Linked DNA regions of Homo sapiens: region 1 is linked to region 2. Evidence: read pairs that join two places in POLR2A ChIA-PET (ENCODE). Cell type or tissue: PC-9. All regions are shown on one strand. Links, peaks and the distances in the headings refer to the core of each region. The heading gives the core; the rest is flanking DNA.

Region 1 (2,923 bases), core at 229-2,728, 950 kb after region 2:
GAGTTCATCTCTACTATTATTATGTTGACTTTTTGTAAAAACATGATACTCTTGTAAGTTAGCTATGGAAACTATAACCTGAAGCAAAGTATTTCCTTAAAAGGATCAATTACAGGAAAGAGATCTTCCCATAAATTGTTAATTGACATTTTCTGTCAAATCACCTTTGCAAATGACCCCCAGGAGTATTAAATGTTGTGAAAACATCCTCACATTCAGAATCTGCCAACCTGCAGGTAGGGAGCTTCTTAGGAAAGTGGATAGAAACTAGTTACCAGGAGGTGGAAATACTTAGGTAGACACCCTTGCTGCAGGCTGACCAGGAGCCAGCATTCCACAAAATCAAACTCCAGCTTGAATTCATTGTTTTCAGCTAAGTTGCTGCCTTCAGGTTTTTGTGGTTTAACCCAAGGATTTTCTGAATCAGCCAGCCCCCGGACTGAGTACTTGCTGTGTATGGTGTACTCTTCTAGGTCTTTGGGAAATGAAGTAATATTTCCAACAGCTATAAAAAAATAAACAGGGTCAAGCAGGTACTAGTTAAGAAAGAGAATTTTATTTTTTTTTTCCTTAGGTCTTAAGGAATGTAGAAATTGAGGTTTTTCGTTTGTCATAGTGAAGAAAGATGACTTTTATAATATAGAAGCAGGTTAAGAACTAAGCAGAATGTATCTTAAAGTATTCCCCAAATGAAAATGATTTGTATCTAGTTATACATTCATCTCTGGGTCTCTCCATTTTCTTATCAATAGGCTTTAAATAAAAGTCTTATTTAAATATGTAGCCTCTTTTCAATTTTGCTACAAAAAGATATACTGGATGATAAAGAAGAAATGTCCCCACAGGCCAGGAAAGTGTTAATGGCAGGAAAAATGAGGGGTCCTCAAGGGAAAGGTGTAGTCAGAGGATTAGAGCTGGGGATAGAAGAGTCTATTTCCTCCTTCAGATGGAAAGTCTTTTTCCATGGCCAGCTTTCAAGGTTAGGGTTTGATTTTATTGGTTGTGGCAGTGTTTTCTTTTTTATGTTGATTTTATATAGTGTGAAGAACTGTGCTAGGTTCTTGGAACATAAAACAGATAAGACCTAGGCATTGCCCTAAGGGTGGTCAAGTTATCTTGATTAATTTGACTTTTTTTTATCAAGGAAATTTTGATTTGCAGGGCATTTGTCGCGTCATTGCGTCGAAATATAAAATGACTATTTTAAAATAGCAATAATATTCTTAATCACACCTTACCTAATTTCTACCCCTCTTCCCAATTCTTCTCCTCCTACTCACTGGGCAGTAATGGAGTGGAGCCAAAAGTAGGAAAAGAAGCGCTCATTTTTTAATTTTAAAAGCTTGAAATATAATGGCTAATTGTTGAGGCCATGTAAAACTAGCTGTTTCATTGTAACCACATCTAAATGGCTGCATGAAATTGTTTACAGGGAACTTCCTTGGCCTCCTGACTCACAGGTTTCAGTAGAAACACGAAGCTGTCAGCCAGGTCATCTGGGTTTTCCAGGAGAAATGATTCAGAGCTATGGTTTCCAGCGGGGGAGGTGCAGTACCATTGACTGTTTTTGCAAATACTTAATGTTGAAAAAGTTAATGATTGCATCTGCCTTAAACCTAGAGCAACCTTGGAGAAGAAAGGTTTCACCCACAATTTCTCTTGCTTGATTTGATCAGAATCTCAAATGAGACCAACAACTGATTTGTTGACTTGGTTGATAGTTCCTAAGGGTTACTTTTGGCCAAATAGCTCTGTGCACTTCTGATTTAGAAGCTAAACTAGATTTGATCCTCTTTTAAACTGTCACACCAAGGCATGCAGTTTGACTTGTGTGTTCATGCTTGACCACACACTGAATTGTAATCAACTACTCAGACAGTTCCTTTCAATGTAGTGAGATGTGATATCCCAAACTACTCATCTTCCCAGTGTAGAATTCTCCAAAGTATGTGCTACAGAACATTAGTGACCTGAGCTTTTAGAAGCTATTCTATGAAAGACAAGATTTTTTTGGTTAAATGAGTATGGAAAACCTTGGTCTAAACAATGTGAAATGGATTTATTTACTCCAGGATTTCTCAAAACTTCAAATAGCGAAGTGAGGGAAGTGAATTAGCTCTGAGTCCTAGCTCTACCTCTTTGTAATTTTTACCTTGAGCAAGTTATTTAATCTTTCCAAGGCTTAATATACTTATCTGTAAAATGAGGATACAAATATCTATGTCACAGAATTGGTCAGCGGATTAAATAAAATAAAATACCAAAAGTGATAATTTTTGCCATTTGTTTTCAGGTGTATTTTGTATCACTGTGTTTCTACATCATCATACAATTTAGGTTATGTTTTGGCATACCAAAGTGTAGATTCAGCTTTATTTTTAAAAATTTTATATTTTTTTATTTACTTTTAGAGAAAGGGTCTTGCTCTGTCACCCAGGTTGGCGTGCACTGGCATGATCATAGTTCATGATAACCTCGAACTCTTGAGCTCAAGTGATCCTCTCACCTCAGCCTCCTAAATATCTGGGTCTACAGGCAGGGTCTACAGGCATGTGTCCTCTCACCTCCAGCTATTCAGGAGGCTGGGGTGAGAGGATCACTTGAGCTCAGGAGTTCGAGGTTATAGTGAACTATGATCACGCCAGTGCACGCCAGCCTGGGTGGCAGAGAAAGACCCTTTCTCTAAAAGTAAGTAAGAATAAATAAAATTTTTTAAAAATTCTATTTAAAATCCAGTTCTAATTTTAATTTGCAAACAAAGCAGAGGTATTGCTGAGCATTTAAAATTCTACTTAATCACTCTTCTATTAGATGCCCCATTGGAAATCACACAGCAAATCTCTGGGAATTATCTGACCATTTAATGTCCATTTTTATGTGACCTTAGTATTATCCTATACTAGTCATTGATTTTTCTGTTGGA
Region 2 (2,923 bases), core at 111-2,610:
CCCAAAGTGTTGGGATTACAGGCATGAGCCACCGCGTCTGGCCTCTCCAGAACTTTTTTATCTTCTAAACTGAAACTTTGTACTCTGTACAGAAGTACTCCCCATGCTTCCTTCAGCCCCTGGCAACCACCTGTCTACTTTCTGTCTCTATGAATTTGGTTGCTCAAGGTCTGTGTCTATATTCTAGGCCTATTATTAGTTTTAAGCTCCTATGATGCTCCAAGTAGAGCTTTGGCATTTAGGATTCAGTGGTGAGCAAAGCAAATGAGGATTCTACCCTCCAACCTGCCTCAGTCTGCTTTAACTAACTTTATGTGTTTTGGTTTTTTGTTTTTTTGAAACGGAGTCTTTCTCTGCTGCCCAGGCTGGAGTGCAGTGGCGTAAACTCGGCTCACTGCAACTTTGCCTCCCAGGTTCAAGCAATTCTCGTGCCTCAACCTCTGAGTAGCTGGGACTACAGGTGCACGCCACCATGCCCGGCTAATTTTTGTATTTTTTAGTAGAGATGGGGTTTCTCCATGTTGGCCCAGCTGGCCTTGAACTCCTGGCCTCAGGTGATCCTCCCACCTTGGCCTTCCAAAGTGCTGGATTACAGGCGTGAGCCACCATGCCTAGTCTGCTTTAACTAACTTTAACTAGCCTAACCTAGTACTGCTTTAGGTTAGTCTTTGGAGAGGCAAGGAGGTGGGCTATATCCAAGCTTGTGACAAAATGTGATAGATTTGGTGAGAGCCACAGCAGATGAGAGAAGAGGGGATGGGAGAGTTGAGACTGGAATTGAGTGAGATATAAAAAGTGACTATGGTCCTGGTGCAGTGGCTCATGCCTGTAATCCCAGCACTTTGGAAGGCTGAGGCAGGCAGATCATGAGGTCAAGAGTTCGAGACCGGCCTGACCAACATGGTGAAACCCCGTCTCTACTAAAAATACAAAAATCAGCCAGGCATGGTGGCATGCACCTGTAATCCCAGCTACTCAGAAGGCTGAGGCAGGAGAATTGCTTGAACCTGGGCGGAGGTTGTGGTGAGCTGAGATCGCGCCACTACACAGCCTGGGCGACAGAGCGAGACTCCATCTCAAAAAAAAAGAAAAGTGACTATGGGGAAAGATAAATATCCAGGGAATTCCTCAGAACTTGGGGGAGAGATGGGACTTCCTGCACTATGAAGATTGGGGTTGTATTTATTTCAATTGAATGCTATAGGAAAAGATGATCCCAAAAGTGCGTTCCCTGATGGACATAGGAACATTAGGGTGTCATCAGTATTCATAACCTTGGAATGACTCAGGACTCAGAGCCTGGGAGGATCAGGTTTCAGGCTGGGAGGAGAGAATATGAGAGGGAGAGGCTGTGCTTCCCAGGCTAAAGCTTCGTTGCATGGCTGACAGCCTGCCCACACTGGAGTGGATTACACACTCTGCTCCCTTCTGCCTGCCTTTACCTTGGGATAACATATACATTTCCAATTACAGGGCTGGTTAAAAATCAATACGAAGGTGGGAGAAAACAGATCATTTTTCTTATGGAAGTAACTGTTTTCATTAATTTTTCATTAGTGCTGCCTTTGTTTTGCTATCCATCACTGGCAGAGCTGTGGCCTGCATTTCAGCTAGTGTGCGTGTTTCTTGGATTCAGGAGATACTGATTGATAAAGCCAGCAGTTTAATGTTCATGACTACTGATTGTGGAACAGGTTTAGGCGACTGGTTTTTAAAAATATTTTTGATTATTAAGTTTTATAGGTACATAGTCAATGTAGGTATTTATGGGGCACATGAGATATTTTGATACAGGCATGCAACGTGTCATAATCTCATCAGGGTAAATGGGGTTTCCGTCACCTCAAGCATTCATCATTTCTTTGTGTTATGAACATTCCAATTTTATTCACTCAGTTGTTTTAAAATGTGCAACAAATTATTGCTGATTGTAGTTACCCTCTTGTGCTATCAAATACTAAATCTTATTTGTGGTATCTAACTATATATTTCTACCCATTAGCCATCCCCATTTCCCATCCCTCTCTCCCCACTATCCTTCCCAGTCTCTGCTAACCATCTTTTTACCCTCTATCTCCATGAGTTCAATTGTTTTAATTTTAGTTCCCACAAATGATTGAGAACATGCTAAATTTCTTTCTGTCTGTGCCTGAATTATGTCACTTAACATAACATCTTCTAGTTCCATCCATGTTGTTGACAGGATCTCATTCTTTTTAATGGCTTAATAGTACTCCATTTTGTGTATATAACACATACACCTTTTTTGTTGTTGTTTTTGAGACAGAGTCTTGCTCTGTCTCCCAGGCTGAAGTGCAGTGGTATGATCATGGATCACTGCAGCCTCCACCTCTCAGGCTCAAGTGATCCCCCTACCTCAGCCTCCCAAGTAGCTGAGACTACAGGCGTGCACTGGCTAATTTTTTTTTTTCTAATGTAGTGTAGATACAGCGTTTTACCATGTTGCCCAGGCTGGCCTTAAACTCCTGAGCTCAAGTGATCCTCCTGCCTCAGCCTCCCAAAGTGCTGGGATTACAGGCGTGAGCCACCGCACCCTGCCCATAACACATTTTATTTGTCCATTTGTCTGTTGCTGGACACTTAGGTTGCTTCCAAATCTTTGCTATTGTGAATAGTGCTACAATAAACATGGGAGTGCAGATTATCTCTGTTCAATATACTGATCTCCTTTCTTTCGGGTATACGCAGCAGTGGGATTGCTGGATCATATGGTAGCTCATACGGTAGTTTTGCAAGGAATCTCCATACTGTTCTCCATAGTGATTGTACTAAGGGGAGTGTATGAGGGTTCCCCTTTCTCTACATCCTCCCCAGCACTTGTTATTTCCTGTCTTTTGGGTAAAAGCCAATTTTACTGTAGTAATTGTAGTACAAATTTTATTGTAGTTTTGATTTGCATCTC

The links. ChIA-PET counts read pairs that join two places held together with the same protein. Peaks named below come from ENCODE experiments on the same cell type or tissue, not always from the same donor. Only the 100,000 strongest peaks of a DNase experiment are listed, where the experiment ranks them.
Region 1: POLR2A ChIA-PET joins it to region 2 with 7 read pairs; 1 of 35 experiments calls an interaction of 5 or more read pairs at or near these places.

The regions. Positions count from the first base shown.
Region 1 is chr18:27,377,065-27,379,987 of GRCh38, forward strand. The region is part of intron 1 of LOC105372041 (a long non-coding RNA gene); the gene reads left to right. Among named protein-coding and RNA genes, the nearest start is that of LINC01908, 150 kb to the left of the region's middle. In PC-9, for the core only: no CTCF peak of the experiment used is centred there; a DNase peak (open chromatin) is centred at 1,477; H3K27ac peaks cover 1,789 bases.
Region 2 is chr18:26,428,430-26,431,352 of GRCh38, forward strand. All of the region lies in intron 3 of LINC01543 (long intergenic non-protein coding RNA 1543), which reads left to right. Among named protein-coding and RNA genes, the nearest start is that of LINC01543, 6.9 kb to the left of the region's middle. In PC-9, for the core only: no CTCF peak of the experiment used is centred there; a DNase peak (open chromatin) is centred at 1,302; H3K27ac peaks cover 1,317 bases.